Regions from separate parts of the Homo sapiens genome. Here region 2 is linked to region 1. Evidence: chromatin loops called from intact Hi-C (ENCODE). Cell type or tissue: PC-9. All regions are shown on one strand. Links, peaks and the distances in the headings refer to the core of each region. The heading gives the core; the rest is flanking DNA.

Evidence for each region. Peaks named below come from ENCODE experiments on the same cell type or tissue, not always from the same donor. Only the 100,000 strongest peaks of a DNase experiment are listed, where the experiment ranks them.
Region 2: a loop joins it to region 1, with 5 times the contacts of the local background. A loop is called at or near these places in 2 of 110 quality-filtered maps.

What each region holds. Positions count from the first base shown.
Region 1 is chr12:12,080,744-12,083,652 of GRCh38, reverse strand. The region is part of intron 2 of BCL2L14 (BCL2 like 14); the gene reads right to left. Among named protein-coding and RNA genes, the nearest start is that of BCL2L14, 11 kb to the right of the region's middle. RefSeq lists a silencer at 1,524-1,818. In PC-9, for the core only: a CTCF peak has its summit at 1,719; no DNase peak of the experiment used is centred there.
Region 2 is chr12:12,375,013-12,377,921 of GRCh38, reverse strand. The region is part of intron 2 of BORCS5 (BLOC-1 related complex subunit 5); the gene reads right to left. Among named protein-coding and RNA genes, the nearest start is that of BORCS5, 19 kb to the right of the region's middle. In PC-9, for the core only: CTCF peaks have their summits at 910 and 1,109 (motif pointing left); a DNase peak (open chromatin) is centred at 1,081.

The DNA.
Region 1 (2,909 bases), core at 229-2,728:
ATTCTTAATAACTTTGTGGAGCTGTCATATCATGCCTGAGCTGCCAAACTTTTGTCCTCTTTTAAAGGAGAGAAAAGCAAACCTGTATATTATTTAAGCCATGGGTATTTGAGTGTTCCACTGTATATCGCTGAACCTCACCTTAACTATAACATTCCACGTGAGCAAATCGTAGCTATGGAGAAACAAAAGATTCACAAGTGAAAGAGCCTGGGTTGGTAGTCTTTAAAACTGGTGTTATTGTCCATTTCTCTGCATCCTGAGGCCTCTTCCTAACAGAGTTTGGTCTTGGGACATAATCTCACAGTTCCCATGTAAGCCCGGTACTGAGGCCTGGCAGTGGCTGTACAAGGCTACATAGTGACTTACAGTTAAAATAACCCAGGTGAGGCCAGGCACGGTGGCTCACGCCTGTAATCCCAGCACTTTGGGAGGCTGAGGCGGACAGATCACGAGGCCAGGAGATCGAGACCATCCTGGCTAACACGATGAAACCCTGTCTCTACTAAAAATACAAAAAATTAGCCGGGCGTGGTGGTGGGCGCCCGTAGTCCCAGCTACTCGGGAGGCTGAGGCAGGAGAATGGTGTGAACCCAGGAGGCAGAGGTTGCAGTGAGCCGAGATCAGGCCACTGCACTCCAGCCTGGGTGACAGAGCAAGACTCTGTCTCAAAAACAACAAACAAACAAACAAAAAAGAACCCAGGAGAAACCAAATTTGCAAGGCCTGATTTGTATGTGGCAAAATAGAAATAGAATGTGAGGCTCTCTTGGATCACGCTCAATGTAAAACCGACACAAGTAACACAAGTAAAAAACACACAATTAACTGACTAAATGCAAGCGTGAGGAGAAAGGTGATAAGGGAAGATAAGCTGTAAATATGTGTTTAAAGCCTTCTTAGGAGGTAATCATTTTTCATTTTTTATGGAGAATATTATTCAGCCATAGGTACTATTCAGCTATTCAGCACATTAACACATCACCTAAGTGTTTTTGAATGTAATCTTTAATTCTCAATCTCACATAAAAGTTTTCTTTCCCTACTGAAAAAAGAAATAAAAGCTTCTCTTGAAATTTTAGAAAATAAAAAAAATGTCAAATGACACTCCAGTAAATACTGAAATACAGAATGCAATTTATCTCAGGAAAAACCAGAAGACTAAGGTCTGTAAAAGCTTTCTCTGTCTGCTGGCAAAGTCCACAGTACAGGCCAAGTAGAAAAGCCTATTTAGGTGCCTCCAAACTGTTCTTTGCCCCAGAGCCCAGATGCCACCCCCGGCAGAAGAAGCCATGGCTGGGTGAGGGCAGCTGAGGGGTGGGGAGGCAGATGTGGAGGGAAGGACCACAGGGGGCCGCTCCCTCTTGCCCTAGACCTGCCCTAGCTGGGCAGAGTTCAGAGAGCAGATGCCTTGCTGTAAAAATGAAACAAGTCTAGGGAGAGGCCTGGACTTCTGGTGAGTCCAGGCTCTGCTACTTCCTGGATGTTTCCTTGGTAAGCCCTTTTTGTGGGACTCCCATTTCCTCATCCTGTCTGTGCCATGAGGTTCCCTCAGATGATCCTGACCATAACTCCCACTGTTCTAAACATCTGAAACTCTAATGGGAAAAGGGAGTTTCCTTGATCATAGTGAGTGATCTAAAGCTGTCTATGAGTGGGCTGATTCTCCAAGCAAGCCAGGACTGTCACATTTAAAAACTGAGACATTACTGCCACCTCTTGACTAATTATTGACAAGTTACCCAGGCCAATGAAACTCAGCAGGAGGGGGCCTTTCTTTTAAAATCTGGCTTTGCGGCTGGGTGCAGTGGCTCACACTTGTAATCCCAGCACTTCGGGAGCCCAAGGTGGGCAGATCACGAGGTCAGGAGTTCGAGGCCAGCCTGACCAACATGGTGAAACGCTGTCTCTACTAAAAATACAAAAATTAGCCAGGCCTGGTGGTGCGCGCCTGTGATCCCAGCTACTCAGGAGGCTGAGGCAGGAGAATTGCTTGAACCTGGGAGGCGGAGCTTGCAGTGAGCCGAGATTACACCACAGCACTCCAGCCTGGGCGACAGAGCAAGACTCCATCTAAAACACCTTAAAAAAAAAAAAAAAATCTGGGCTTTGGGCACTGGGCTTTGTTGAAGGGGAAGAAGATGCTTATGCCAAGGTGTGCGCATGAAGGGCAACTGTCTTTTTTTTTTTTTTTTTGGAGACAGAGTCTCATTATGTCACCCAGAGCTGGGGTGCAGTGATGTGATCTTCGCTCACTGCAGCCTTGACCTCCTGAGCTCAAGTGATCCTTCCACCTCAGCCTCCATAGTAGCTGGGACAACAGGCATGTGCCACCATGCCTCGCTAATTTTTTTATTTTAATTTTTTAATGGAGACAGGGTCTTGCTATGATGCCAGGCTGATCTCAAACTCTTGGTGTCAAGTGATCCTCCTGCCTTGGTTTCCCACAGTGCTGAGAGTATCGACGTGATGGGCTCTCACTCTGTCACCCAGGCTGGAGTGCAGTGGCATCATCTTGGCTCACTGCAACCTCTACTTCCCAGGCTCAAGCCATCCTCCCACCTCAGCCTCCCGAGTAGCCAGGACCACAGGCGTGCACCACCATGTCTGACTAATTTTTTTGTATTTTTTGGTAGAGACAGGGTTTTGCCATGTTGCTAAGGCTGGTCTTGAACTCCTGAGCTCAACCGATCCACCCACCTTGGCCTCCCAAAGTGCTGGGATTACAGGTATGAGCCTCAGTGCCTGGTGAAAATGTTTCATTAAGTACAATTAATTTTGTCCAACTGAGGGAAGATTTTGTCTAAATGCTTCTCAGTTGTTTTTGTAGGATGGTTTGTACTTTGTCAAGAGTCCTTTTACTCTTGCTCTCTGATCTTCCCATCAACCATACGAGGTGGAGAGAGTGG
Region 2 (2,909 bases), core at 109-2,608, 290 kb before region 1:
CCTAAATGTATGCTTTAAATTCAGGGCCCTTGAGTTTTTATCTTTCTAAATCTTTACTGCCTGCATTTTCCTATCCTTAAACCTTGGCTCATTGCTTTCTTCACTTGTAACTGTCCTACTTTTGCATCTCTAAATATGCTTTCTCTTAAGGACACCTTTGATCACTACCGCTAGCTCTCAAGAGCTACTGATCCCCTGAAATACTACAGAAGCTAGTGAATGCACTACTCATTTGGTTTACATACAATACCCTGTGCTGTGGGCATGTATTATCTCCCAAATGAGACTTCTTGAGAGCAGAGGACCTGTGAGCTATCTTTTCCCCCATGACATCTAGTATACTACCCTAATGCTTAATTGCATTTACTGAGTACCTACCAAGTGCCAAGCTTTGTGCTGGGCCCTAAGAAATCCACGATGTCTAAGACAAAATCCCAACTCTTGGCTGGGCATGGTAGCTCATGCCTGTAATCTCAGGACTTTGGGAGGCTGAGGCAGACAGACCACCTGAGGTCAGGAGTTTGAGACCAGCCTGGCCAACATGGTGAAAACCATCTCTACTAAAAATACACAAAATTAGCCAGGCATGGTGGTGCGCGCCTGTAGTCCCAACTACTCGGGAGGCCGAGGCAGAAGAATTGCTTGAGCCTGGCGGGGCGGGGCTTGCAGTGAGCCAAGATCACACCACTGCACTCCAGCCTGGGCAACAGAGCAAGACTCCGTCTCGAGAAAAAAAAAAAAAAAAGGACAAAATCTCAACTCTTGAGAAACCTGAGGTGTGACGATAAATGCTTCTCTGAGTACAGAGATAGACTGAAAATCGTTTTCTCTCCAAAAAATTAAGGTCACTAAAAAGTTTCCTCCGGTAGTAAGATTTGTCCTTTTCTGTCCTGATAAACACTAAAATAAGTAATTCTAGATTACTAACGTGTCACAGAACATGTATATTTCCCAATCAGCTTGTGCTTGAAGCAAGCTGTGACTTAGTTTTATGAGAAATGCAGGTGCTACAGAGGAAGCCTTATTAACCAAAGGCCTTTGAAAAGACTGCACCAGGTTGCAGCAGTTTCAACAAGCTTACCAATTGTTTTAGTCTAGTGACATCTAGTGGTAAAAGTGTTGTTAAACACAGGACTGCTATAAATTTAATTACTACACTAAAGGAAGGCCATCTTATTTTAAAAATGGCAAAATATGAGAAAGACCTATGGCATTTATTATTAATTTGCCTTTGGCCTATGTAACTGTTAACTCTCTGTTGGATTTATTTTTTCCTTCTCCTATGGCTGAGAAAAATTAATTTTGACATAACATAAGATTTACTGAAATAAAAAGATACTGATTCTTTAAGTTAGAGAAAAGCCCTCAATTAAAAAAGATTGAAGAGCAGGCCAGGTGCAGTGGCTCACGCCTGTAATCCCAGCACTTTGGGAGGCCGAGGCAGGTGGATCACGAGGTCAGGAGATAGAGACTATCCTGGCTAACACTGTGAAACCCCCTCTCTACTAAAAATACAAAAAATTAGCCGGGCGTGGTGGCGGGCGCCTGTAGTCCCAGCTACTCAGGAGGCTGAGGCAGGAGAATGGCGTGAACCCAGGAGGCAGAGCTTGCAGTGAGCTGAGATGGTGCCACTGCACTCCAGCCTGGGCAACAGAGTGAGACTCTGTCTCAAAAAAAAAAAAAAAAGACTGAAGAGCAAAGCAATCCCAATTGTCACCTGTTCCGAAAATCCTGCAAATCAAAACAGACTTTTTGTTCATAAATATTTACTTACTGACACTTTCATATACTGCTAAAAATGTTTAGAGACAGGATTACAGACCAGGCATGGTGGCTCACACCTGTAATCCCAACACTTTGGGAGGCCGAGGTGGGCGGATCATGAGGTCAGGAGTTTGAGACCAGCCTGGCCAACATGGCGAAACCCCATCTCCACTAAAAATACAGAAATTAGCTGTGCGCGGTGGTGGACGCCTAGAATCCCAGCTACTCGGGAGGCTGAGGCAGGAGAATCACTTGAACCCAGGAGGCAGAGGTTGCAGCGAGCTGAGATTGCACCATTGCACTCCAGCCTGGGCTGGACTCCATCTCAAAAACAACAACAACAACAAACAAAAAAAACCATGATTACTAACTTTTGCTGATGATTTTCACCAGTTGGTAGAAGCAAATGATTATCTATCCAAGTGCATTCTTTAAAATGTCACTTTGCATTTCACTGGCTTTCTGTGAAACTGAATTTTGATGGAAAAAATATTTAAACGTTATTAAATACCTATGACTGTGTTGTTGCTGTTGTTTCAGAGACAGGGTCTCACTCTGTTGCCCATGCTGGAGTGCCGTGGTATGACTGGAGCTCACTGAGCCTCAAACTCCTGGAATCAAGAGAGCTTCCCATCTCAGCCTCCTAAGTAGCTGGGATTACCAGCACATGCCACCATGACCAGCTAATTTTCAAATTTTTTGTAGAAATGAGGTCTATGTTGCCCAGGCTGGTCTCAAACTCCTGGCCTCAAGCAATCCTCCTGCCTCAGCTTTCCAAAGTGCTATGATCACAGGCATCAGCCACTGCACCAGGCCAACTATGACAGTTTTAAGATTCCTCTACAGGCCGGACACAGTGGCTCACGCCTATAATCCCAGCACTTTGGGAGGCCGAGGCGGATGGATCACCTGAGGTCAGGAATTTGAGACCAGCTTGGCCAACATGGTAAAACATTGTCTCTATAAAAAAATACAAAAATTAGCCGGGCATGGTGGCAGGCACCTGTAATATCAGCTACTCAGGAGGCTGAGTCAGGAGAACTGCTTCAACCCAGGAGGCAGAGGTTGCAGTGAGCCAAGATGGCGCCATTGCACTCCAGCCTGGGCAACAGAGACTCCAGCTCAAAAGAAAAAGAAAAAGAAAA